2 separate regions of the Homo sapiens genome follow, and region 2 is linked to region 1. A link is an interaction called in ENCODE POLR2A ChIA-PET data of the cell type or tissue named here. Cell type or tissue: Panc1. All regions are shown on one strand. Each heading gives the region's core, and the rest is flanking DNA. Links, peaks and the distances in the headings are about the cores only. Region 1 holds the start of NCMAP (non-compact myelin associated protein). Region 2 overlaps NIPAL3 (NIPA like domain containing 3).

What was found. ChIA-PET counts read pairs that join two places held together with the same protein. Peaks named below come from ENCODE experiments on the same cell type or tissue, not always from the same donor. Only the 100,000 strongest peaks of a DNase experiment are listed, where the experiment ranks them.
Region 2: POLR2A ChIA-PET joins it to region 1 with 5 read pairs; 3 of 35 experiments call an interaction of 5 or more read pairs at or near these places.

What each region holds. Positions count from the first base shown.
Region 1 is chr1:24,551,891-24,568,625 of GRCh38, reverse strand. NCMAP (non-compact myelin associated protein) reads right to left here and starts at 12,539. Exons shown (of 4, transcript NM_001010980.5): 1 at 12,457-12,539. It overlaps NCMAP-DT (NCMAP divergent transcript), which reads left to right and starts at 12,602. Exons shown (of 3, transcript NR_109781.1): 1 at 12,602-12,810; 2 at 16,578-16,735. It also overlaps the pseudogene RPL26P8. RefSeq lists an enhancer at 519-1,020. In Panc1, for the core only: no CTCF peak of the experiment used is centred there; a DNase peak (open chromatin) is centred at 9,405; H3K4me3 peaks cover 1,050 bases.
Region 2 is chr1:24,470,508-24,481,444 of GRCh38, reverse strand. NIPAL3 (NIPA like domain containing 3) reads right to left here. Exons shown (of 12, transcript NM_020448.5): 12 at 8,469-10,937. Among named protein-coding and RNA genes, the nearest start is that of RCAN3AS, 26 kb to the left of the region's middle. RefSeq lists an enhancer at 155-264. In Panc1, for the core only: no CTCF peak of the experiment used is centred there; no DNase peak of the experiment used is centred there.

The sequences.
Region 1 (16,735 bases), core at 4,991-12,990:
ATAACAGGACCCTCTTCATGGGATTGCTGTTTAATACTACTACTAATAATAATAAATATAAAGTCTCTGGCAGTGTTTGGCACAAAGCAGCCCTTTAATATATTTCCTTTCTCTCCCCTCCTCCACCTCTAGGAAGATCTCCCCAAACCCCCAGCCACATGAGAATCGAGGTTAAAATCAGCAATGGATCTAGCATCACCGAGGTCCCTGGGGACCCCAGGTCAGTAAGGTGAGGGAGGAAGAAGACAGGGCAATGTCAAGCCATCCAGTTTCCAAATGTGTCTAAGACTGAGAAAAAGGAATAACTAGAACTTGTTTCCCTCTCCTTCCTGCTGTGTCAACTCTGAGTTATATAACTGAGCTTCTCTGTGAGGTGCCCCGTGCGGGCCTCCAGGAGGCAGGGTTGGCAGTGACATAAATAAATATTTCTGTGCTCTCTGCCCCCGGGCTCAGGTTCTGAGCAAATACCACAGCCTGAGAGGGAGGCCGTGACAAGGAGGAAGCTCTGGACTGTGAGTTGCCCCGTGTTCCAGGCCCAGCCCTGCCTGGAAGGATGTGAACGGGTCACAGGCGGGTGCCTAATTAGGTGACGAGCGGTCACGGGAGTGTGACCTGGAAGGAGAGATTCCAATACGGCCAGGGCGTCGCGGAACCCTCGGTCGATTCTCTCTATGGGTAGAATCAAGCCCACTCTCCTACCCCACCTGGTGTTCAATGCCCTTTACACTTCAGCCCCCGCCACCTCTCTCCTGCCTCCTCTCCCATCCCACCTGGGCACCCACATACTCCACACCCTGGCTCCTTGAGACTATTGAGTTTTCCCAAGGTTTGTCCCCTCTTTGGGAATGTCCTCCACTTCTTCCCTCCTCCATGAACTAGAAAGAGGGTGGAGACAGAGATCAGGACTTTAGAATTAAATTGGGGATTGAACTCCGGCTTAGTTATGTCCCCTTGGGCTCACAACTTAGCCTCCATGCCTGTTTCCTCAACTGTAAAGGAGGCTTTGCGACTCCTCTCTAGTTCCTTCTTGTTACACTCAAAGGAGATGATAATTGTTAATATTAAGTGTCAATCACTTAGCCTTACTGTATAGACCAGGCCTGTGTAAGGGTTTTGTGTGCATAAGTCACTTAGCAGTGCACGTTAACCCCCTAGCAGAATGCCTGGGCCCTAGTGGGTGCTGATAATGTCAGTTTCCTTTTTCTCCAAGACCTGCCCAAAGCCTCTCCTCCTATCTGAAGGAGGTCAGCCTCCTCTGAGACTCTTCACAGCATCTCATAGGTACCTTAGTTATAGCACTTATCACCTGAAAGTGTTGTTATCAGTAGGGAGGTCCGGCTTCCTTTCTATTCTAGGTGCTCCCTGGGGGACCTGCCTTACTTATAGCCATCCTGCCAGCACCCAGCACAAGGCCTGCTGTTTAGAAGGCACTTGAATGAATAAATGCGTGAATGCATGTGTGCGTATGGGCTGCGTGGAAGAGATGGGGTTAAGCAGGTGCCTGAGGATGGGTTGGCTCCGAATATACGCTTAACTCTCTGGGGTCCGGATCCCTGAGCTCGGGGCCTGGACCATCACAGCCCCTCTCAGCTCTGTGCAGACTCAAGGGACAAGTCACAGCCTCCTTTGTACTTTTACATTGCTTGGACTTGGATATTTTTCTAGTAAAAAACCAGGATATTTGTCCTGGCAAAGGGTTTTTGGGCCATGAGGCATCCAAGAGGGGATCTAGAAGCTATGGACTGGAATTTCCAGAATTCAGGTTTATGAATCATAGACTCACCTCTACAGTGCCTAGCCTGGCCTTGCACCCAGCATACAATAATTGTCTAATAAATGCTTAGTGGATTTGAGGCAGTGTGCTTTTTATGCCATTGTGGGGCTGGGATATGTCACTGTGAAGGAATAGAAGCCTCCAGCCTCTTCCCTGGGGAGCCACTTGTTGAAGGAATTAGAATTACAGACCTTTGCTTTCTGCACAGTTTCTCCATTGTTCCAAAAGCAATGATCATTTCCAACTTGCTACAGAATAAAGTTCTAATGATCTGTTGTGGGAATCAAGGTCTTCCATGAACTTGCCTCAGTCTTATTCCACCAGCCCCTGTCTCCTCTTCCCTTCCCCCGCCAGGCAGAATGAGCAATTTCCTGTCTCCAAAACCCACCAGTGCTTCCCAGCTATGCAAATTGCAGTTTCCAAAGACAGCCTCATAATATCTCCCATCCCATATTCTCTCCTGCAGTGTGACCCGGCCACTGCCCACATCAAGAGGCAGAGTCCATTTCTCCACTCCCTTGAAGCTAGGTGGGCCCTGTGACTGCTTAGACCACTAGAATATGTCAGAAATGGCCAGGCGCATGGCTCATACCTGTCATCCCAGCATTTTGGGAGGCTGAAGTGGGAGGATCACTTGAGCCCAGGAGTTAGAGACCAGCCTGGGAGCATTAGTCTGTTTTCTTACTGCTATAAAGAACTGCCCAAGACTGGGTAATTTATAAAGGAAAGAGGTTTAACTGACTCGAAGTCCAGCATGGCTGTGGAGGCCTCAGGAAACTTACAGTCATGGAGGAAGGAGAAGGGGAACCAAGGTAACTTCTTCACAAGGTGGCAGGTAGGAGAGGTGCCAAGCGAAAGGGGAAGAGCCCCTTACAGAACCATCAGATCTCATGAGAACTCACTCTATCACGAGAACAGCATGGAGGAAACCACCACGATGATTCAATTACCTCCATCTGGTCTCTCCCTTGACAAGTGGGGATTAAGGGGACTATGATTCAAGATGAAATTTGTGTGGGGACACAAAGCCTAACCATATCACTGGGCAACAGAGTGAGACCCCATCTCTACAAAAAAAATGCAAAAATTAGCCAGGCATGATGGTGTGCACCTGTAGTCTCAGCTACTCAAGAGGCTGAGGTGGGTGGATTGATTGAGCCAGGAGGTGGAGGCTGCAGTGAGCCATGATCACGCCACTGCACTCCAGCCTGGGTGACAGAGTAAGACTGTCTCAAAACACACACACACACACACACACACACACACACACACACACACAATCTTCTATCACTTCTAAAAATGGCCAGTGTCACTTGCCATTAATAGAAGGTAACAATGAAATAAATTAGATGAAATAGATCAATGTCATTAAATTCTAGCTAGACAATGTCACCTCCCAACCTGTCCAAGCCTAGGACTCACTCTCTCCTTGTTGAAAAGAGAACAAGTGTTGCAGTGACATTGGTACCCAGACTCTGGGTTCCAATATCTGGGCAGTTACAGTGTATCAGCTTCCAGGTCCCTGGATCCAGGATGTATGTGTCCTTGAATTCAACAGTTCCCTGTCAAGTTCAGTTTCAACCTCCAGGGCAGCCTTGAGATTCCTCCACTTTCCTGGTTATGGCAGATGCTGTAGCTCCCCAGTCTGGCCAGTTTTGCAGTATTTTGGGAGCCTCTAGCCTTTCCTACATTAAAAAAAAAAAAAAAGGTGTATAAAATCCCCTCCTGCCTAAAATGCCAAATACTGCTTCTATTTCTTGCACTGAAGCCTGACTTCCCACAGTTCTTGCAGGATCTCCTGAACATTTCTTTCATTATTTATTTCCTGCAAGAGTATTTTCAATGTGGGTCTTTGTGTATTCCACCTTCTGAGGCTTTATTTGCCTAAGAATATTTTTATTATGACCTCATGTTTGAATGACAAATTGGCTGGCTTTAAAATTCTGGATTGAAAGAGTTCTTTTTTTTAAATTACTAGTGACATCACTTCTTTGACTTTATCGGGTATTGCTGTTGAGAAGAATAATGCCAACCCAGTTCTTGTTCCTCTGTACGCCATCTGTTATTTCTCCCTGCTCTTCTTCCTGGTCTTTCATATTCTTAATTTCCCCCTGATACCTATGTGTGAATTTTTCCTTATTCTTTTCTACTGTTGGTTACTCTATGAGCTCTTTCAATCTGTACTCATTTAAAAAACATTTTTGGAACATTTAAATCTCCATTATTTCGTCAATTATTTATTTCCTCATCTCCACTTTTATTTTTCTTTCCTTTTGGGAATCATACGTATACTCTCCATCTCTCTCAGGTTTTTTTTTGTTTTTTTTTTTTTTTTTTTGAGACAGAATCTCACTCTGTTGCCCAGGCTGGAGTGCAGTGGCGTGATTTCAGGTCACTGCAACCTCCAGTCTCCCGGGTTCAAGTGATTCTTCTCTTGCCTCAGCCTCCCGAGTAGCTGGAATTACAGGCGCCCACCACCACACCGAGCTAATTTTTGTATTTTTAGTAGTGATGGGGTTTCACCATATTGGCCAGGCTGGTATCAAACTCCTGATCTCAAATGATCTGCCTGCCTCAGCCTCCCCAAGTGCTGGGATTACAGGCGTGAGCCACTGCGCCTGGCCTCTCTCAGCTTCTCTTTTCTATGTGTTGTCTCTGTTTCTTTCCCTGTTGCTTTTGGGGATAATTCTCAATCTGATCATCCTATCTACTCGCAAATTCTTCAGTTGTATCCATCCTGATATTCAGGCCATCTATTATGTCTTTTATTTTTTAAATCTTAAATTTTTCATAGCTAATGTTTTGGCTTGATTCTCTCTTATGACTTTTTTTCCTGTTCATTGCAGCAGTTTTTTAATGAAAGATGTATGTAAGATTACTTTATTCCTACATCTTCCCAATTGCATTTTCCTTGTATTTGGCCTTTTCTGTTCCTACTTGGTGAGATTTAGCTTTTGGCTCAAGGATCTCAGTCTTTGTTCAGGGTTAAGAGCCCTGCTGGGGCAAATGGCCAGCCTTCTCCCGCTGCATATGTCCAGTGCAGACAACGTATTTCTTCCCATAAACTTGGACTACTTTGCTAATTTGCTGACCTCTATAGTGTCCTTGTGCAAACTGAGCTTCTTCATCCTTTCAGATGGGCATGGACCGAACATTATATTTCTGTCTCAGCTCTTTGGAAAAAGAAGACATAATCTTCCTGTAAATATGGGAAGCTGCGTTAAAATACCGCTTATGGTTCTTGTGAGAGTCACAAAGATTTCTTGACTTTCAGAAGTCACTGAATTTCTTTTTCTTTCTTTTTTTTTTTTTTTTTTGTTGTTGTTTTTGAGAAGAAGTTTCTTTATTGTTGCCCAGGCTGGAGTGCAATGGCGTGATCTCGGCTCACCGCAACCTCCGCCTCCCAGGTTCAAGTGATTCTCCTGCCTCAGCCTCCTGAAGTAGCTGGGATTACAGGCATGCACCACCACGCCCAGCTAATTTTGTATTTTTAGTAGAGACGGGGTTTCTCCACGTTGGTCAGGCTGGTCTTGAATTCCCAACCTCAGGTCATCTGCCTGCCTCGGCCTCCCAAATTGCTGGGATTACAGGCGCAAGCCACCTTGCCCGGCCAAGTCACTGAATTTCATTTTGGCCACCGTTGCTTCAGTGATAGCTGAGAAAGGGAAGTGCCTGTGACTTTTTGTTCTTGTATTATTTCATGAATTTCTTCCTTTATCTCCTTAAGTATAATCATGCTTTACTTTAAAATCTTGGTCCATCTGCTTCGGTAATTCTGCTCTGAATGGCATATGTGGTTTGATTTATCTTTCTTTTGTAGTAGCTGCACTTCTCAAGTGTCTAATTATTTTGGCAGGTGAGTTCCTGTCCCCCCCCAGGGATGCCAGCTCTCTGTCTGGTAATGTGCCCTGGAGAAAGGGCATAAGGAGGGGGAAGGGATGAGCCCCAGGGCAGGAAGCTTCCTTGGCTTTTCTGCCTGGCACTCTGCCAAGTTCACCTTTAAGTTCCCAGAGAGAAGCAGGCTCAGCAGGAGGTAGACTCTGCTTGGGAGTTTCCCCCAGCTGGGGGTGGGTGTGGGGGTGGGACTGTAGGGGCATTAGTGGAGAAGTCAATGCCTGATCCCTTGCCTGTTTTTATAATTCCTCACTCCAGCATGGCTGTAGCTGCCAATATCTGCACCAAAGTGACAGGCAGTGATTGTTTCAAGACAAAGAGCAGGGGACCTGAAGCAGGTGAGTTTCCCTGAAGGGCAGAATAGTGGAAAGGGTAAGAGTTCAGGCTCCGGGGTCTGTCAAGCATTTGTTCATTCCACATGGAAAGCTGGTATGTAGCGGGCATTGTGTTGGGTGATAGGGAGACAGTGGGGAACCGGGCACAGTCCTCACCCTCAGGGAGGTTACAGTCTGACAACAAACTAACAGACGTGGATCCATGTTGGCACTGCCAGCTGGGCAACTCACTTAGTCTTTCCAAGCCTCAGTTTCTTCATCTGCAAGATGGAGATGATAATAGCACTCATTTATAGGGTTCCTGAGGCTTATCAGGAGACAAGGCTGCAAAGTGATTCGTAGAATGCCTGGCACATTAAAGGCTCTCAAAAATGTTAATTATTCTTGTTATTATTGTGACGAATGACGCTGTTACTGGGAATTAGGTAGGAACTTGGAGCTGCTTAGAAAAAAGATAAATGAATTGCTTTTCATCCTCTGGGCAAACCAGTTACCCTTAGGAGGCAGAACATTCAGAATTTCAAAGAAGGAGGATTGAGTAGGCATGGATCTTAAAAAGTTGAGGTAAAAAGCAGCAAGGCAAAGAAACAAAAAACCAAGTTTCATTTTCCAGCAAGAACTATTAATATCATTAAAGGTGTTCAGATTTTGGATAACTGGTCTCCTTCTCCAGTTCTTTGTCCCTCCCTCCTTTTTCTTTTTTTTTTTTTTTGAGACGAAGTCTCGCTCTTGTCCCCCAGAGTAGAGTGCGGTGGCATGATCTCAGCTCACTGCAACCTCTGCCTCCCAGGTTCAAGCGATTCTCCTCCCTCGGCATCCCAAGTAGCTGGGATTACAGGTGTGTACCACCACACCTGGCTAATTTTTTATTTTAAGTAGAGACAGGGTTTCACTATGTTGGCCAGGCTGGCCTGGAACTCCTGACCTCAGGAGATCTGCCCGCCTCAGTCTCCCAAAGTGCTGGGATTACAGGCATGAGCCACCGCGCCCGGCCCCTCCCTTCCTTCTTTCTTGCTCAAGGCAGTACTGTGAGGTTAGAGCTTCCACAGTGAAGGGCCTGGCTGGAGTTTCATCCCTGTGCTTGTTAGCTGGAGGACCCACGTCTCCATTAGGTGCAGGTGGCATGATGCCCAGATTACTTTTAGGGTCCCACAAAAAATGTTTTTATTTCTTTTAAAATCCAGAGGAAAAAGCGACTTTCAGGTTGAAGAAGATGTTTTGATATACCCATGCAGTCATATAAATATCACTGTAAGTATTTCTTTTTCTTTTTTTGAAACAGACTTTCACTCTTGTCACCCAGGCTGGAGGGCAGTGGTGCGATCTCGGCTCACTGCAACCTCCGCCTCCCCCATTCAAGTGATTCTCCTGCCTCAGCCTTCCAAGTAGCTGAGATTACAGGTGCTCGCCACCGTGCCCAGCTATTTTTTTTTTTTTTTTTTTTGTATTTTTAGTAGAGATGGTGTTTCCCCATGTTGGCCAGGCTGGTCTTGAACTCCTGACCTCAGGTGATCCGCCCTCCTCGGCCTCCCAAAGTGCTGGGATTATAGGCATGAGCCACTGCGCCGGGATGATTTTAAATATTTCTTATGGGGCATGGGTCCCATGAAGGCAAAATCGCCCCAGGCTCAGGGAAGTCAGAATGCATCCCCAAGGGCACCATGGAACAATAATACTCATCTCTGGGGGTGTTAAAGGGCCAGGGCTTGTATAGCATTCTGCACTGTGTGGGCACCTAAGAAGCTCTCCGCAAGCAAGTTAACCATTTGTTTTCCTCAATGAACTGCAAGTTGAAACCTTAGGAAACCCCCATGAGGGTCATGGGATTGGGCACAGCAGCGAGGGGAAAAGTTGCACAACTGCTTTTTTTTTTTTCTATGAGATAGGGTCTTGCTCTGTCACCCAGGCTGGAGTGCAGTGGTGCCATCACAGCTCACGACAGCCTCAACCTCCTGGGCTCATGTGATTCTCCCACCTCAGCCTCCCGAGGAGCTGGGACCACAGGTGCACAACACCACACCTGCTAAAGTTTTTGTTATTTGTAGAGACAGGGTCTCCCTATGTTGGCCAGATTGGTCTCAAACTCCTGGGCTCAAGTGATCCTCCTGCCTTGGCGTGAGCCAACACCCCGGGCCCACATTTGTTTTTTATTACACGACAGACTAAGGAAACACCCCAGGTGGAGGAACAGATGAAAACTTCAAAGCAAGGCCACTGTGTTCCAGGGTGTGCACGAAACCAGACAGGCAGCAAAAAGAGCTCTTTCTGAATTCCCAGTGCAGGTGTCAGCAAGCCCTGAAGAGGTGGGCTGAGTGAATGAACAAATGAATGAACCAATGACGAGTGAATTGTGGGACGAATTTTTAAATCCTGAGGTTGTTTGCCCCAAAAGGTAGCTCCCCAGACACAAGTTTCTTCAGAGGCAAAGGGAAACAAATTTTTTTTTTTTTTTTTTTTTTTTTGAGATGGAGTCTGGCTCTGTCGCCCAGGCTGGAGTGCAGTGGTGCCATCTCGGCTCACTCCAAGCTCCGCTTCCCGGGTTCACGCCATTCTCCTGCCTCAGCCTCCAGAGTAGCTGGGACCACAGGCGCCCGCCACCACGCCCGGCTAATTTTTTGTATTTTTAGTAGAGACAGGGTTTCACCATGTTAGCCAGGATGGTCTTGATCTCCTGACTTCGTGATCCACCTGCCTCGGCCTCCCAAAGTGCTGGGATTACAGGCGTGAGCCACCGCGCCCGGCCACAAATTCTTAATAGATGATTGCAGAGGGTACTATCGTCTCTGGTTAAATTAGGAAACTGAGGCTCAGAGAGGTGATGTGGCTTGAGGCAGAGTACAGGGCTTAACGCCCTGCTCATCTCTGCCTCCTCGGGGCTGTTACTTGGAGCAAAGCCCTCCAAGCCCAGAGGCCCCAAGCAGGTACCAGCCCCGCAAGGGCCCCCACAGTTCAGATGTGTCCAGCCCAGGCAGGAGGCCCTTCGGAGAAGGCCTGAGCCCAGCTAGAGAACAGGCCTCTCTGTCTTAGAGGTTGGCACACCCTCTGTTCCTTCCTTAGACTAAACTGCAGCCACTACCTCGGGGAATTTCAAACCACATGAGAAGGTCCAGCCCCACTAGCCAGCTCCCCCTCTGGCTCCGCCCCCTCAGCTTCACCCACACCCCTGCCCTGCTCAGGACTCACTGCTGGCTCTTTTCTTGGCTCAGCCCCTTTCCTTCTTCCTGCCGCCTCCTGCCCACCTAGGATCTATACTTCTGATTAGGAATTCTTTTCAGTGTAAACAGCAAGAAATCCATCCTGCTAGGTCCCAAAGCAAACAGCGGGACTCCAGTGGCTGAGATGCCAATGACTGCCTCAGGAGACTGGATGGATGGAGATGGGGAAACCGATAGGGGAACTAGAACAAGGCTTGGAGGTTGTCCAGGACAAACAAACCGGCCGCTGCTTCCGGGCTGACTTCAGAGGCCCTTGGACAGCAGCATGCAAAGTGGACATCTTACCACAGGCACTTCTGGCCAGCAACAGGTTTAGCCCAAATTACAGAAGTTCTGTTTTGGATATTTCTCTTCAATATCAAATATATATATCTTTTTAAAAGTCAGGTGAATAGATGTAATTTGGGGTCTTTCTTTTCATCATACATGAGGTTTTTTTTTTAAGAAATTAAAAGAGTTTATTGGGCAACTTAAAATCCACTTTACCTTTCTTTTCTTTTCTTTTTAACCTTTCATCCCAATTTATTGGATGACTGAAAAATAAAGGGAAGTGTTGCTGCATTTACAATTCCTGGAGAACGCCACCGCTTACTGAGTGTGGAAAGCTGTTGGAGTTAGGAGAAATGGTCTTCCCCAACTCTACGTGACCCTGAACATCACGTCCAGATCCTGGTTTGCAAACCCTGAGAGTGACAGTGCGCTCCGCTCCCTGTAGAGATCCTGTCACCTCTAACACACTATGACCCTGTGTCCCAGGAGCAACAGGATGAGGGGGGGTCAGCTTGGACGTCACTTTCTCCTCTGGGAGCCCAGGGAACAGTGACATAGTGTGAGGCCTCCCCTCATGTGTCAATGTCTAGCACTAGATCCTTCTCTGAGAAAAGGCATTGATGATGGCAGGAGAAAGGGTGGAGGTACAAAATGTGAGAGAGGGGATGGGGACAGTGGGGGGACCACACGATGAAACAAGAAGCTCATGGTCAGTGTTGTCGGAATCTCCTCTCTCAAAGCCAAAAGCTCCATCCTCAGCCTGGGTGGATGCATTCCACATAGATTCCTTGAGCCCCTCCTGTGAGCCACACACCATGCTAGGTGGGGACAAAGTGAGAAGCAAGGCAGCCTTGCTCCCTGCTTTTCTAGAGCTTAGGGCAAAACACCGATATTAAACAAGGGTTGTTGGCAATTATGGAAAGTGCTACAAGGAGAAGCTTCGAACTTGGCCCCCTTAGGGGGTCCAGCGCCTCCCAACTGTTCATGTACTCCTCCAGTCTCCACCTGCACTTTAGAACTTTGCTTCTCACATATTCGTGGTCAACCCAGGGAGATGGAAACCCACTGCAGCTGCCTGCCAGGACGTCACAAAACTGAAACTAGCTTTGCTTAGAGTGGCTCTACCTCAAGGACACAGCTCCTTCCTGACTTCAGGCAGGAATGGCCATAGTCCACATGGTGCTACGGAGCCCAGGAACTGGCCCAGGGGATAAGCTGTTGATAGGAAACCACTACACTAGATTCCCACAGAGCCCAGCCAGTTCCTCAAGCCCAGCTCACTATATGCCCAGCTCACCGCACGCGCCGCGGCTGGCTGGCTTGGCACCATGCTGCCTCCCCACAGCTCATCTCGGCCCCAGCCAGCACAGAGCCCAGCAGGGACAAGGTGAAGAAAGCCACAGGCCATGAAGGGGTCATGGGAACCCCCTTCCCATTTCCTCCTCCCCTCCCACCAGGCATTCATGGTCCTTTGGTGTCTCTTGGCTGCCCTTCTGTCCCCTCTCCCCACTTAGAGGACATGAGTAAAGGTATTGGCCTACCTAGAGTTCCTGCCCCATCATCCACTCCCACGGGCTGATGGGACTCAGGATTCCAGGGTATTATGTGCCCTCTTCTATCCCGGTGCTCTGGCTGTGCCTGTCACTTTCTACTACCACCACCAACACACACACGCACACACACGCACACACGTGCACACACCCACATGCACACACATGCACACAAGCGCACACACACACACATGCACACATACACACATGCACCATAAGAGGGGGTGCCTATAATCTGTTGCTCTTGGCTTCTGCTTATAACTGTTCCATCCACCTAGACCACTGTCTCTAGTATCCATACCCACCTCTTAGAACCAGCCATCTGTAAATTCACTATTTGTGCCAAGCATTGTACTTCATATGCATTCATTCATTCATTGGACAAATATGTATTGAGACCTACTGCATGCTGGGCACCGTGCTGGTGCTGGGGATACAAGGGTGAACCAAATAGGCATCATCCCTGCCCCCAAGCAGCTGCTAGCAGACATTAATAGCTCATGTTCATTGAGTGCCTACTATATACCCACCCTGTATTAAACACTTTATGAGTTATCTGATTTAATCTGTCAGAGAAATTGTTTCATTTAAGGAGCACATCAAACTGAAACATAGAGAAAAGTGTGGACTTGCCCGAGACTGTTGGACGGCCTTGGCTGAGGGGTAAAGCAGGGACTCCAAAGCGCTGCCCTAACCACCACCTTTCCTTTCCCTGCCCCACTCAGATGCCACCTCCTCCAAGGGGCCTTCCAGAATCTTCTCCCAGACTCAAGGGCTGCCTTGGTCTCTCTAATCCAGCCTTCATATTTGACACAGCCATCTCCTCCCACAAGGATACCCAGAGGACTGGAGCCGTCTCTGCATCCTTCCTCAGGAGCGCTGCTGGATGAGCGACCCCCGAGCCCCTCCAAACGTGCTGTGGATGGAAACTACGGCCCTGGGCTCCTTCTCTGCCGTGGGTTTTCATCTCGCTGAATCGCAGATCTTCCGGAGGGGCCTCTGCATAGGGCAGACCCATCAAGGCGCCCATTTAACAGATGGGGCGGATAAGGCCCCAAGTGGGTAAAAGTTCCTTTATCTCCAGGCCGGGTCAAGGTCGACTCCCTTTTCTTCCAGCGAGCCTCGGCCCCTCCGCCAGATGCTTGGGTGGGGAGGGGACAAGGAAACGACCTCGTCTCCAAGACCCACTGGAGATGATCAGCCTCCCTCCCACCACCCCGGACCAACGCCCTCCCGCGCAGACCCCAGGCACTTCCTCCAACAGATGTGGGGGTGAGACTGGGGACCCCTCGTCCCCACCCCCGGGCCCTCCTTCGCCCAGCGCGGCCGGCAGGTGGACAGGAAGCCACCGCACCTGGGCCGGACCGCTCCTCGCTCCCCGCAGCCCCGGGCAACCCCGGCGACCAGGCGCCTCCTACCTGCTCTGTCGAGCCCCGCTCGGCCTCCCGCCGGCACCGCCGCGCTCCCAGCCAGGGTCCCCGCCGCCGCCCGGCGCTGCCACCCTGGGATCCCGCCCCCGCCCGGGGCGTCCCGCCCCCGGCCCCGCCCCGTGCAGGTGATCCTGGGGAGGCCGGAGAACGCGCCGGGGGTGCCAGGGTCCCGCACACTGGAGTGGCGGCGCCTCCCCGTGGTGTCCCCGCTCCTGGGTCCTTTTTGGGACTGGCTCTGGCACTCCCGGGCACTCAGTCCAGTAGAGAAGTCCAGCAGGAGGCTTCCAGGTCGGACTCCTCCGCGGGGTAAAGAGAGGGAAAGGGCCTCACAAACACACCCAGGTGAGCTCCAGGCACTTTGAGTAGGGTCTTTAAAGGAGCACGGCGCTAATCTGATTGAAGGTTTTGAGGGGCAGCTGGAGATTCAGACAACCACAGAACGTTAGACCGGGAGGAAACAGGCTTGGCAGCCGGCAAGTGTCAAGAACTCTTGCCGCTGTAGGATCAAAGGCTCCTTCCTCCCCAGGCTGTCGAGATTCCAGCTGTATCCCAGGAGCCCAGGGCGATATCCCTGGCAGGCAGCGGGTACTCAATCAATATTTATAGAAAGCGGGAAGAGATCTCGGAGAGGGGATCTCTTCTCTCAGAAACAGGGAAGCTGAGGCCCAGGAAGCAAAGGTGAGCACAAAGTCTTATAGCAGGTTAGTAACAGTATCAGGAGTGGAGGCTGGTTTCCCGGTTCTATTTTCAATTGATTTCCAGAAAGTGATTGCATCTGGGCCGACTGCCTTGCCGCTCAGTGCCTGTGAGATGCTTTCAAACTCTCCTCAGCTAAGAACTAAGATTTTTATAGGAAGAAAACACGTATTTTTATAGGAAACTCCAAGGTAGTATTTATTTATTTATTTATCTTTGAGACAGGATCTCACTCTGCAGCCCAGGCTGGAGTGTGGTGGCACAATCTCGGCTTACTGCAACCTCTGCCTCCTGGTTCAAGCGATTCTCTTGGCTTAGCCTCCCGAGTAGCTGGGATTACAGGCACATGCCACCACACCCGGCTAATTTTTTTGTGTGTGTATGTATATATATATTTTGGTAGGGACAGGGTTTCACCATGTTGGCCAGGATGGTCTTCAACTCTTGACCTCAAGTGATCCACCAGCCTTGGCCTCTCAAAGTGCTGGATGAGCCACTGCTCCCAACCCATTTTATTTTATGGAGACTGGGTCTTGCTCTCCTGCCCCAGCTGGAGTGCAGTGGCGGGATTTCGGCTCACTGCAGCCTCTAACTCCTGGGCTCTAGCGATCCTCCCACCTTGGCCTCCCAAAGTACTGGAATTACAGGCATGAGCCACCATGCCCAGCTGCAAGGTGGTATTAACAAATATTGATTGAGAGTATAATCCTGTAATTCTACTTTCTCATCAAAGACTTGAGACACTTGAGTATGGTCTTTAAGGAGCATGGTGCTAATCCATGGCTTCAAGAGCTTCCCTGTTGTGGGGGAGGCAGACCTGGTTACAGGGAGAGGCCACAATGTGGGGAGAGGAGTCCAGTGGGAGCCTGCTCTGGCCCTGAGGCCTGAGTTCCACAGTAAATGGCACTGGGGGGGGCCACTTCAGGATGCTTCTGGAAGTTTTTCCAGGTTTGTTTGTGGGGGCAAGAGCCCCCAGTGCATGGTCTCAGGTTCAAATCCTGGCTCCACTGCTTACTATTCGCAAGATGGGAGTAGTTTCTGAGACTGTTTCTTTCTGTAAAATGAAGAGAAGATACTTCAGTATAGTTGCGGTGAGGATTAGAAATGAGATCACACTTGTGAAGTGCCAGGTAAGTGGGAGAATGATTATGCCAAGTGGCAGGAGCTGGGAAGGGGGACTTTGATGTCTTAGGTCCTTCTCTGTGGGGTTTGGTAGTCTTCAGCCTTCTGTTATCTATGGCTCAAGCCCACCTTCTGCTTTGTCCCTTAATCCAGGCTGGCTAAGCCACAGGACACCTGCCCTGTCAGAATGAGTTTGTGCACACCGACAGTAAGGGGTTTGGGAAGGGAGCTCTTCCTTGCACCAGCCCTCCCATAACCAGGGTCAGAGACACCAGCCAAGCCCAGGAGGCAGAAGCATGAAAAGGCTCTTCATCGCGCTGCATATTCACTCATTAAGTGCTACAGAGTGTTCACTATAGGCCAGGCACTTTGCAAGGTGGGGCAGAGTCAGTGGTGGCCCCTCCCTGCCCTGTAGACCTCACCTTCCAGTGGGGCTGGGGTTGAAGGGACAGATGACCCAAGCACAAAAGATGGTAACAAAATAGTGAGACCATCTGAAAAGTTCTAAAGGAAATAATAATATGGTGTCATTGATTATTATGGGTGGGAGGGCAGGGGCTCCCACAGAAACCTATCTGCCAGGGGAGGACAGGGGAGCTGAGACCCAAAGGACAAGCAGGCAGGTGAGGAGGGGCTGGAGCTGGGGCCGGGGAGCACTCTAGAAGGGAGCAGGGTGGGATAGGGTGGGGGAAGCAGCAGGTTGGTTTGTGCAAAGATCCTAAGGCCAGTATAGCAACCAAAGCCAGGGGTGGTTTCAGGGAGAGTGGACAGAATGAGGTCAGAGGCAGGCAGAGATCAGATGCAAGGTCTTACAGGTCAGAGTAAGGATTTTATTCCAAGGACTAGGGAAAACCATGGAGGGTTTCCCGTTGCAATTAAGGAAAGCAACAGGCTGGGGGCGGTGGCACACGCCTGTAATCCCAGAACTTTGGGAGGCTGAGGCAGGAGAATCACTTGAGTCCAGGAGTTCAAGACTAACCTGGGCAACATGGCAAGGTCCCATCTCTACAAAACAAATTTTAAAAATTAGCCGGCCATGGTGGTGCATGGCTATAGTCCCAGCTGCTTGGGAGGCTGAGGTAGGAGGGTCACTTGGGCCTGGGAGGTAGAGACTGCAGTGAGCTGAGATCGCATCACTGCACTCCAGCCTGAGTGACAGAGCTAGACCCTTTCTCCAAAAAAAGAAAAAAAAAAAAAGGAGAAAGGGAAAAAAAAAGATTTTGAAAGCAATTTAATGGAATAAAAAAAAAGTGTGGTGATTTTTCATTTTTAAAATAAAGAGGATGTTTATATATAAATCAGTTTTATTAGTCAATGAAAATTGCTTATACAATTACCCAACATCCCAGCACTTTGGGAGGCCAAGGTGAGAGGATCACCTGAGGTCAGGAGTTCGAGACCAGCCTGACCAACATGGCAAAACCCTGTCTCTACTAAAAATACAAAAAAAAAAAAAAAAAAATAGCTGGGCGTGGTGGCGCACATCTGTGATCCCAGCTACTCGGGAGGCTGAGGCAGAAGAATCACTTGAACCCAGGAGGCAGAGGTTGCAGTGAGCCGAGATCACGTCGCTGCACTCCAGCCTGGGTGACAGAGCGAGACTCTATGTCAAAAAAAAGAAAAAATTACCCAACAAACCACTCCAGTTTCGGATGTTACCCTATGGAGTCTGAGGTGCTGGGGGATTTTAAAATAACAAAAAGCGGCTGCTTCCACGTGGAAAATACCCAGAGACAACCAGTTATCCTTCCTTTTCTTATTAGCAGAAGATGTAACTACAAACTAGCCTTTGAGCGGCTGTGTTTTCATCTCCTGGCCAGGCATGTCCAGTCTTTCATGTCTCCCCTCAAAGCCTTAATCTGCTGTTTATGGCTTTTGAGATGGTTGCTGGGGAAACCAGCCAAATGTCATGTGGGATTAGAATGCAATTTCAGGGGAGGAGACGAAGCACAGAGAATCATGAGTCCAGAGAAACCCAAGTCCACATTGTTTAATCTAGTACAGAGAGAGAGAGGGAGAGAGAGAGGGAGAGGAGGCAAACATACCTAGGCCAATTGATTTTGAAACAATTCCCTGTTTTTCAACTAAGTAGGCAGAGAGTAGAGGGAGCAGCAAAGGCCGCAAGACACAGGCCAAGGTTCTAAATGACCTACAGGGCTCGTAGTGCAGTGTGTCATGTGGCTGATCCCAGATGGACATGTGCTGGGCGGACGTGAAGTGCAGGGGAGGACCAGAGCCCCTTCCCAAGCGCTGCTGTCCTGCATGTGGTCTAATTCCCATCTTACCTCTAGGAGCATCTGGCGATGGAGGATGAGAAGACAAGAGAATGACGGGGGCAGGGTCAGGGGTCTAATCTCCTTGCGAGCCACCTGATCTCCCCGGGCCTCTGTTTTCTCATCTGTGAAATGACGGGTTGGACGGCCTTGTCTCTGAGGCCTCATCCAGTTCC
Region 2 (10,937 bases), core at 5-8,004, 82 kb after region 1:
TTGAACTAAGGGCCCCTCCATTTTCATTTTGCACTGGGTCCTGGGGAAAGGAAAGCCTCCAGGCACAAGATACACTGCCTGCTCTGTCACTGCTAGGGCCACCCCCACAGCTTCCATTTCCCTTTCTTGGTTCTCTCGCTTCCTGCTTCGTCCTGACACTGTGAAGTGTCATTGCTCCCTCAGTTATAACATTCACCACACTTTATGTGGTTTGCTTTAATTTCTGACTGCTCTGCATGGGGGAGGGGCACTCTCTCTCCTTCTCCACTGTATATCCAGTGCTTAGCTCCTAGTAAGTGCTCAGTGACACTTACTTTTCATTTTTTACTATGAAAACTTCACATAGGCTGGGCGCAGTGGCTCATACCTGTAATCCCAGCACTTTGGGAGGCCGAGGTGGGCGGATCACCTGAGGTCAGGAGTTCGAGACCAGCTGGCCAAGATGGTGAAACCCCATCTCTACTAAAAATACAAAAATCAGCCAGGCGTGGTGGCGTATGCCTGTAGGCCCAGCTACTTGGGAGGCTGAGGCAGGAGAATCGTTTGAACCCGGGAGGCAGAGGTTGTGGTGAGCCGAGATCGCACCATTGTACTCCAGCCTGGGTGACAAGAGCGGAGCTCAGTCTCAAAAACCACTTCATGTAGACATAAAATAGAGAAAGTAATTTAATGAACCACTGCCCTGTCTGCATTATCCTGCCATTCTTATATTAACTCAATTATTTTATTTTTTAAATTTTTTGAGACAGGGTCTTGCTCTGTCGCTCAGGCTAGAGTGCAGTGGTGCAATCATGGCTTACTGCAGCCTCCATATCAATGGGCTCAGGTGATCCTCCCACCTCGGCTCCCCAAGTAGCTGGGACTCCAAGTGTGCACCACCATGCCCATCTAATTTTTTGTATTTTTGTAGAGACAGGGTCTCACCGTTTGTAGAGACAGGGCCTCTCATGCACCATGCATTGTGTGCATTGTTTTACCAGGTTGCCCAGGCTGGTCTCAAACTCCCGGTCTCAAGCAATCCTCCCGCCTCGGCCTCTTAAAGTGCTGGGATTGTAGGTGTGAACCACTGTGCCCGGCCTCAGTCATTTTAGTCTCTCTCTTTCAAGCTGTTGAATTTCCTCAAATGTCTTGCGATTCTTGGTGGACAATCCCATTTATAAATAAAGAACTACAGTACTTACTAGAGATTTCCTTTGCAGTTGTGTGCATTTGTTTACCCGAAGGCGTACCATCATCCCCTGAATGTGAGGGGGGATTTTCATCTTGGAGGAAGTGAGCAGGCCTGGTCATCGGCTTCCTCCTCAGGTGCATGAGCATGGAGCTGCTGGCTGCCTTGGGACAAGACATCTGCTGAAGGACATGGGACTCGGCTCCAGCTCTCCATAGGTCTGTCTCCCGACAGAACAGAGCTGGAGGTCCATTCGTTTCCTTGCCTGCTGCTCCAATATCCCTACCATGGGCCGTCCACAGCCAAATCTACCACTCTTTTTTTTTTTTTTCAGACGGAGTCTCAGTCTGTCACCCGGGCTGGAGTGCAATGGCGTGATCTTGGCTCACTGCAACCTCCGCCTCCCAGGTTCAAGCCATTCTCCTGCCTCAGCCTCCCGAGTAGCTGGGATTACAGGTATGTGCTCCCATGCCTGGCTAATTTTTGTATTTTTAGTAGAGATGGGGTTTCACCATGTTGGCGAGGCTGATCTCAAACTCCCGACCTCAGGTGAACCACCCGCCTTGGCCTCCCAAAGTGCTGGGATTACAGGTGTGAGTCACCGCGTCTGGCCATCTTCCGCTGTTTAGAGTAATTCTTAGGGTTCCCTCTGGGGCTGATGTTGTTCTGTGTCCACAGGACCTATAAATAGTCTTCCCTTTAATCCAGATTGCTGCCCATAGCACACTTGTTCTTCTCACTTACTGTCTGAGCTCAGAGCCACTCTGGGGCAGAGAGGAGGTGAATGTGTGTGCCTAGGTTGCCATGTTGAACAGGAACCACTAACAGATATTCTTGGCATGGTTAAATAATTGTTTTCTCTCCCACTTAAGGTCAGGGAGTGTCTCTTTTTCAATCTGTGGTCTCCAGGGCTCATCCAGAGCCTCATGGGTCTGGGTCTCCTTTTTTTTATTTTTTTCCCTGAGACGGAGTCTTGCTTTGTCACCTAGGCTGGAGTGCAGTGGTGCAGTCTCGGCTCACTGCAACCTCTACCTCCCGGGTTCAAGCAATTCTCCTGCCTCAGCCTCCTAGGTAGCTGGGATTACAGGCATACACCACCACGCCCAGCTGATTTTTGTATTTTTAGTAGAGATGGGGTTTCACCATCTTGGCCAGGCTGGTCTCGAACTCCTGACTTCAGGTGATCTGCCCACCTCGGCCTCCCAAAGTGCTGGGATTACAGGCGTGAGCCACTGCACCTGGCCTGGGTCTCCTTTTTATAGGGCCTCTCCTCTAAGCTGAGACACAGCATCAGCTAGTGAGGCTGCCTCCTCAGTGCTTGAGTTTCAGCTCCACAGGGCCCCTCCTCCAGGCACCTGCATTTTAATGATTCCAACCTGTTACCTGTCTTCCCCCAGCCCTAGGGGTGGCAGCTTCTGACAGTGTCCTCTCCACAATACCTTAGCCCTCTTTCACCCTTTCAGTTACCTTGTAAAAAAAAAAATGTATACTTAGTTAACAATTATGTATGTATTTATTGTAGAGACAGGGTCTCACTATGTTGCCCAGGCCGGTCTTGAATTCCTGAGCTCAAGCAATCCTCCCACCTCAGCCTCCCAAAGTGCTAGGATTACAGGCGTGAGCCACTGCATCCAACCCTAGTTAACAATTATTTATGTTAAATTTTCTGTTCCAATAACTGCTGTGGCTTCTGTCTCCTGACTTGACCCTGATGGACATGACTGCCTAAGAAATGATACATACCTGGGCTAGGCAGAGTGGCTCACGCCTGTAATCCCACACTTTGGGAGGCCAAGGCAGGCAGATTGCTGGAGTTCAGGAATTCAAGTCCAACCTGGGCAACATGGCAAATCCTGTCTCTAAATTTTTCTAAAAAAATTAAAAAAAAATTTTAAATTAGCTGGGCCTGGTGGTCCCTCCTGTAATCCCAGCTACACAGGAGGCTGAGGTGGGAGGACCACTTGAGCCCAGGAAGTCGAGGCTGCAGTGAGCCGTGATCACACTATTGCTCTCTAGTGTGGGTGACAGAGTGAGACCCTGTCTCAAAATAAATAAATAAAATAAAATAAAGAAATGATACATGCTGGGCACAGTGGTTCATGCCTATAATCCCAGCACTTCAGGAGGCAGAGGCAGGTGGATCACCTGAGGTTAGGGGTTCAAGACCAGCCTGACCGACATGGTGAAACCCCGTCTCTACTAAAATACAAAAATTAGCTGTGCGTGGTGGTGGGCGCCTGTAATCTCAGCTACTCGGGAGGCTGAGGCAGGAGAATCGCTTGAACCCAGGAAGCAGAGGTTGCCGTAAGTTGAGATCGCACCATTGCACTCCAGCGTGGGCAATAAGAGCGAAACTCCGTCTCAAAAAATAAAAGAAAAGAAAAGAAAAAGAAAAAAGAAAAAGAAATGATACACTACGTATATCAATGAAAGGACAGATGGCCTGGCCCAGGGAGTTTATGAAGACTGACAAGCTAATAGCTGTCATGCTACTCAGAACCCAAGGAAGTTTCATTCTATGCAAAAAATAAATAAAAATAAAGAATTTAAAATAATAGTCTATTGATACATAGAGGACTGAAATTTTTTTTAAAATACAGACTTTGAAATCAGTCATATGTAGGTTTGAATCCAGGCTCTGCCACTTACCCACCAGGTGGCCTTGGACAAATTACTGAACTTCCCTGAACCTCCGTTTCCACATGTGTATCATATAACAGGGGTTGAACAGCTTCCTTGTGGGGCCGTTGTGAGAAGAAAATGCATAAAGTATGTAAAGTGCCTGCCCAGAGTGAAAGCTCAATAAAGGGTAGTGGACCTAGAATGTAGGCGGTGTTAAGAGGATGAGACCAGAGATCATAAGACCTGAGTTAAAGTTCTGAGCCTGCAACTGACTAGCCAGTGACATCCTCTCTGTGGCCCTCCCTCTCCTTACACCTATACCAAGACCAAGCGTGGCTCTACAATGCTGGTCTCATCTTACCGGCTTGCAGCAAAATAGGCAAATAATGACAATGTCTGACATTTTTCATAAAGCTAAATTATTCAGTTTAAAGGATTATTATCTGAGATTTTGTTCTTCTTACTGTTTTGGTGTTAATGTCTTTTTTAAATGAAATGACAGGATAGTAGGGTATTTTTTTTTCCTTCCTATGTTCTGATTTGACAAAATAAGTTTGAAGAAGAGCAAGGAGCTGAGACTTGCCCAAACAGATTGGAAACATATTGGAAAGCCTTGATAATTGGAACAGTGTTACTGGTGAATGTATAGGCAGACCACTGGAACAGAATGGCAAGTCCCAAAACTATAGATATTTAGTGTATTATAGAAGTGGCATCCAATTCTTCAGGGCAAATTGGACTATTCCATAAATGGTATTGGCATAGCTTGGTAGCTATCTCAGCAGAATAAAGTTGGATCCATACCTTGAACTGTGCACCAGAATAAACTCCAATGGCTTTCAGATGTAAACACACAACCAGACTATTGTCTAGTAAGTCCAACATAAAAAAAAAAAAACTAAAAAGACTCAAAGATGACGTGGGGAATTCTTTTATAATCTTGGAGTAAGTTAGACCTTTCAAACTATGTTTCAAAATCCAGAAGCTATAAAAGAAAAGACACTCGATTGTGTAATACAAATATTTATATAAGTAAATAACATATTTATATAGACATAACTATATGTAAAACAAAAAACACAGAAGAAAAAGTCTCTTTCATAGTAAAAATAAATACTAGAAGCAAATCAAAAGGCAAGTAACAAACCGGGGGGAAATAATTGTAGGTGTTATCACAGAGAAAAGGTTAATTGATACCAAAGAGCACTTTCAAATAAATAAGAAACCAAAAGAACCATCGAATGGTGAGCAAAGCCTATGGACAATTTACAAAAAAAAAAAAAAACAAATAGTGGCTGGGCGTGGTAGCTTATGCCTGTAATCCCAGCACTTTGGGAGGCCGGGGCGGGTGGATCATCTGAGGTCAGGAGTTTGAGACCAGCCTGACCAACATAGTGAAACCCCATCTCTACTAAAAATACAAAAATTAGCCAGGTATAGTGGCACACACCTGAAATCCCAGCTACTTGGGAGGCTGAGGCAGGAGAATCGCCTGAACCCGGGAGGCGGAGGTTGCAGTGAACCGAGATCACACAATTGTACTCCAGCCTGGGCAACAAGAGCAAAACTCTGTCTCGGAAAAAAAAAAAAAAAAAAGTACATGAACATATGCAAAGATGCTTAGTCTCATTCCTACAAAGAGACATTTGTGACTTGACAATTTTGATAGAAGATATTTTCATAATTATAAGACAATATAAGAGATTGCTATCTAGTTTCCTGAATCATCCCAGGAGACCTACACAGCTGAGCTTTGTAAGATCAGAGTGTAGGGACAACCGCATAACTGTATTTCTGACGCTATTGTTTAAAAGACAAACAGGAGAGTTAAAGATAGGGCTTTCTGGTTTTTTTTGCGTCTTTTAACTTCTTAAAAAGTAATCCTGAGAATTAAGTGCATCAAAGTTTCTAGAGTGCCTCACATTTCAGTACAAGCTGGAGAAGGCAGAAAGCAATGCTCTCACTGCCATGTGAATCTTCTCTCCTTACACCTGGGCAGCTTTCACAGCACTATGCTCCTACCTGAATACCTTATGGCATCACAATGGGAAAATGTTTGTTTCTTGGCTTGCATTTGCTTTATATTTATAATTTTAATATTCTGCTTGGTGCATTTTGACATTTAATAAGGTCATGACAGAACATGGTGCTGCTGCACCAAACATCGTCTTTTTCTTAAGCAAGCCTTGGACTTTGTTTCCTTTTTTATTGTTTGTTTGAACAAAGAAAGCTGATTTTGTAGAGAAACTAATAAGAAACCTATTAAAGAGAACAAGATTAGCTACAGAGTTAGTAGCCTTTTGCCAATCTCTATTTAAAAATTTTTATTTCATGAAACCAAAAAGTAAAATAAAAACTGAATAAACAAAAAAATTAATGAGAACAAGATTAACGACATAACCTTTTGCCAATCTCAATCTAAATATTTTATTTCATAAAACCAGAAAGTAAAAACTAATAAAAATAACCACTGAATAAGCAGCAAAAAATTAATGAGAACAAGATTAACTATAAACAGTAACTCTTTGTCAATCTCTGTTTTAAAATTGTACTGTTTCATGAAATAAAGTCTGAGAGTTGTGGATGATTCTGAAATTCCCTCCAGGTCTCTGAAAGGCTGAATTTTTTTTTTTTTTTTTTTTTTTTTGAGATGGAGTCTCACTCTGTGGCCAGGCTGGAGTGCAATGGCACAGTCTTGGCTCACTGCAACCTCTGCCTCCTGGGTTCAAGCGATTCTCCTGCCTCAGCCTCCCAAGCAGCTGGGACTACAGGCGTGCACCACCACGCCCAGCTAATCTTTGTATATTTATTAGAGACGGGGTTTCACCATGTTGGCCAGGATGGTCTTGATCTCTTGATCTTGTGATCTGTCTGCCTCAGCCTCCCAAAGTGCTGGGATTACAGGCGTGAGCCACCGCACCTGGCCGGTAGACTGAATTTTATTCCCTCATCTGGTTTGCAGGTGGGACCATTGCAAACGTGGTCCCCAGAGACTCAGCTAATGAGCTTCTGTCCTTCAAGTCTGCACCTTCCTTTGAAACTGGGCCAAAGGTGATGTCCTAACCCATGGCAGACCTTACTCCCATTAAAATCCTGTTTGCCCACACCAGGAGAGGCAGCACAGTGAGGGAAGAGCTCAGGTTTTGGAGTCAGGCAGTCCTGGGCTCAAATACTGGCTCTGCTGTTCACCAGCTATGAGACCTGAGTCTCAATTTCTTTTCTTTTTGAGATAGGGTCTTGCTCTGTTGCCCAGGCTGGAATGCAGAGGTGCAATCATGGCTCACTGCAGCCTCAGTCTCCTGGGCTCAAGCAATCTTTTCACCTCAGCCTCCTGAGTAGCTGGGACTACTGGCACACACCACCATGCCTGCTAATTTTTATTTTAATTTTTAATTTTTTTTTTAGTAGAGATGGGGTCTTGCTATGTTGTGCAGGCTGGTCTCAAATTGCTGAGCTCAAGTGATCCTCCTACCTTGGCCTCCCAAAGTGGTGGCATTACAGGCATAAGCCACCATGCCCAGTCAGTCTCAGTTTCTTCATCTGTAAAAGGATATGATTAAAATTTACCTCATGGAACTTTTATAAAGGAGAAATGAGATATAAATATGAGGTCTTAATATATCATGTGGCATACAGTAAGTGCTTAATATATGAGTATGTATATATGACTCTGTATTTTATTTTTGTGACTGTACAAATAAATATATAGGTACCATACTACACCTGCCTTTGCAAATTGGAAACTTGGAATGAAGAGACATATGTGCTTAGAAATACTTAAGATCAAAAGTGTTCATTATATAATTTAAAAAAGAATAAAGAGAAAAAAACCCCATTGTTTCAATATAATACAATGCCTTGATGGGATGCTCAATATAGTTCTAAGACTTTACATCTATTAACCCATCCAATCCTAAAACAATCCTTAATAATGCTGTTATTCCTGTTTCACAGATGAAGCACAGACAGGTTAAGTAACCTGCCCAATGCTACACAGCTAACAGGTGAGAGAGGAATCAAATCCAAGCAGTGTAGACAGAGAGTCTGTGCTTTTTTTTTTTTTTTTTTTGAGATGGAGTTTCACTCTTGTTCCCTCTTGTTGCCCAGGCTGGAGTGCAATGGTGCAATCTTGGCTCACCGCAACCTCCACCTCCCAGGTTCAAGGGACTCTCCTTGCCTCAGCCTCCCGAGTAGCTGGGATTACAGGCACGTGCCACCATGCCTGGCCAATTTTATATTTTTAGCAGAGACGGGGTTTCTCCATGTTGGTCAGGATGGTCTCAAACTCCTGACCTCAGGTGGTCTGCCTGCCTCAGCCTCCCAAAGTGTTGGGATTACAGGCATGAGCCACCGTGCCTGGCCAAGAGTCTGTGCTTTTAACCACGGTGAAGGTTGCAGGGGAAGCTCAAGTGAGCCTCAGCTGCAATAATGGGCATCTCTAGATCTGTACTGTTAATATACGAACTATATGGAAATGTAATTAGATGAAATTAAACATTCAGTTCCTTGGTTGCACTAGCCACATTTAAAGTGTTCAACAGCCACCTGTGGAGAGTGGCTACCATGTTGGGCAGCATAGACATAGAACACTTCCATCATCGCAGAAAGTTCTACTAGACAGTACTGTTCTAGATAATTCTAGGAAGTATTAGCCAAACATAAGACACGAACTCAGCTGTCACTGCATGGATTTTTAATTAAATACCACTTCATAATGTTATTTGCACCTAGTACTTTTTTTTTTTTAAATAAGACATGCCATAAGTCGTGAAGTTAACAAAATATAAGCATCCGCACAGAATATATTCTAAGGTGACTTCATTTACACCGCTTCTCAGAGAAACACACAAGTAACCTTTTGTCTGCCTATCAGCCAGTGTTGAAACAGCTTTGGAATTCACATGGAAGGCTGCCGGGCTGGTTCCCCAACACTAGCCTGATGGAGTCCTGTATCCGCACCGTGCCGTCAAACTGGCTGGTTTCCACTAGAAAAGCAATGGAGAGTCAGCTCTCCCTTCTTTACCCAGCGTTCAACTCCACACTGCAAAAACTGCATAACCTGAACCCTGCTGTGATGGCAACTGAAGTTTAAACCCAAGTTTGGTGACCTTGCTTTAGGTACCTGGGCTGCTCAAAAGGAGACCGAGGTGTGATATTTAACATTGCTTGCAACATTCAAGAGGGCTTGGGGACGTCAGAGCCATGAGTAACAATAACGAACCAGGGCTATGAGTGGAATCCTGATGTACCCCTTCCCCATCTTAACAGCCAGTGCTGCGTATGGCCATCAGCAGACAGTCCATTTATACCACTGGACAAAGATTGGGAGGAACCAGCCCAAGACAGATGATGGCTCCACACCCACTGTGCTTCCTGACTACTCAAGTGACCTACGTGTGGCTTCCAGTCAGGAAACTACCATTTAACTTTCTGCTCAGCCCTTTCATGGCTCAGGTTGGTGGGATGATGCCACTGCTCCAAACCCGAAGGCAAGGGAGCTTCCCAGGCCTCAGCAGCAGTTCCTGGGTGGCACTGTCCCCATGATCTGAAGCAGACATGAAATTACAATACGCTTTTATTCACTCATCTCAAGAAAGCTGGCTGGCCCAAGCCTAAAAGGCCCATACCAAAAAAAAAAAAAAAAAAGGGAAGGAAGGGGGCAGAGTAAGTTTGGGAGCATATATATGCCCAAATTATTAATGATCACCCGGGTTTGACACATCTAAATAGCCTCCCTGCTCACCTTCTGTTTCTCCCTCCTGCCTCCACTCCCAGCTTTAGAAAAATCATTTGGGAAAGGAGAAATATATAAATAGCAGTGAAACCTGATTTTAATTTCTGCTTTTTGTTTTTTGTTCTTGCAGGCTCGGAGAAGGTAACTTATTCCCCCTTCTGATTCTTCCTCCACACTGAACAAGCCCTCCTTTTCAATCAGTGCTGGTCCTGCCCTTCTCTTCCTCATGAACCATCAGTGGCTCCCACGTCCTCTTGGATACACTTTAAACTCCTTAGCCAGGTATTCAAGACCCTCCATGATTCGGCCTCCACTGCTTATCTTTTTTTTTTTTTTTTTTTTGAGCCATGGTCTCATTGTCACCCAGGCTGGAGTGCAGTAGCATGATCATGGCTCACTGTAGCCTTGGCTCTCTGGGCTCTAGCGATCCTCCCACCTCAGCCTCCTGAGTAGCTAGGATCACAGGCATGCACCACCACACCCAGCTAATTTATTTATTTTTAATTTTTAGCAGAGATGAGGTCTTGCTATGTTGCCCAGGCTGATATAAAACTCCTGGGCTCAAGTGATCCTCCAGCCTTGGCCTCCCAAAGTGCTGGGATTGCAGGCATGAGCCACTGTGCCCAGCTTCCACTACTTAGCTTTGAGACTCATCTCCCACCACCTTCCCTGGCTTTCCTTTCTTTGCCCAGCTCCTCTTAGCTCTGTGCCTTTGCAAATGCTGGCCCCTCTGCCTCGGGGGTGATCACCCTATTTTATATGCTTTATACAAATCTTAGATTTGCCACCCATCTATGAGTGGGGCCAAAATCATCTCCACTTCTGAATACCCCTTTGGGCTCAGGGTCCGACCTTTAGCAGGGTCTCCATGACGGTCATTTTCTGTGGCCCACGACCGCACTTCACACCCATCAGAGATTCCTGGGTATTTGTGCCTCCCTCTGCTGGCCTGGAGGGCAGGAACTATGTCTTATTTTGTAGCCTGGGTCTTCCAAATGCTTAGCACACAGTAAATGCCTTATAAATATTGTTGAATTGATACCCATCCTAAGGGAAAGGGGCCCACTGCCCATTGCCGCCTTAGGCAGTTAAGACCACACAATACAGAAGTGGTTAAGACGCAATACAGAAGTGGTTATCACAGACAACAGATGTCAGTTTTTGGAGTCAAGATACTAAATCAGTATTAAGCACAATCCATAAAGATAAGTGATCTATCACACTGGTCTATTAACACTGTTATCATGCCTATTAAAGGCTGTCTAGGGAAGTGGTGAGTGTAGCTCTAAGTAGTATTCATTGGATGGAGAAATGCCACAGATCCTATGGGGAGTATTTAACCTTCCAAAGGAACCCTAGGGAGGAAATTTTCTAGCAAGACTGCATGGGGCCCTGGGGGTTTTAGCAGAACAT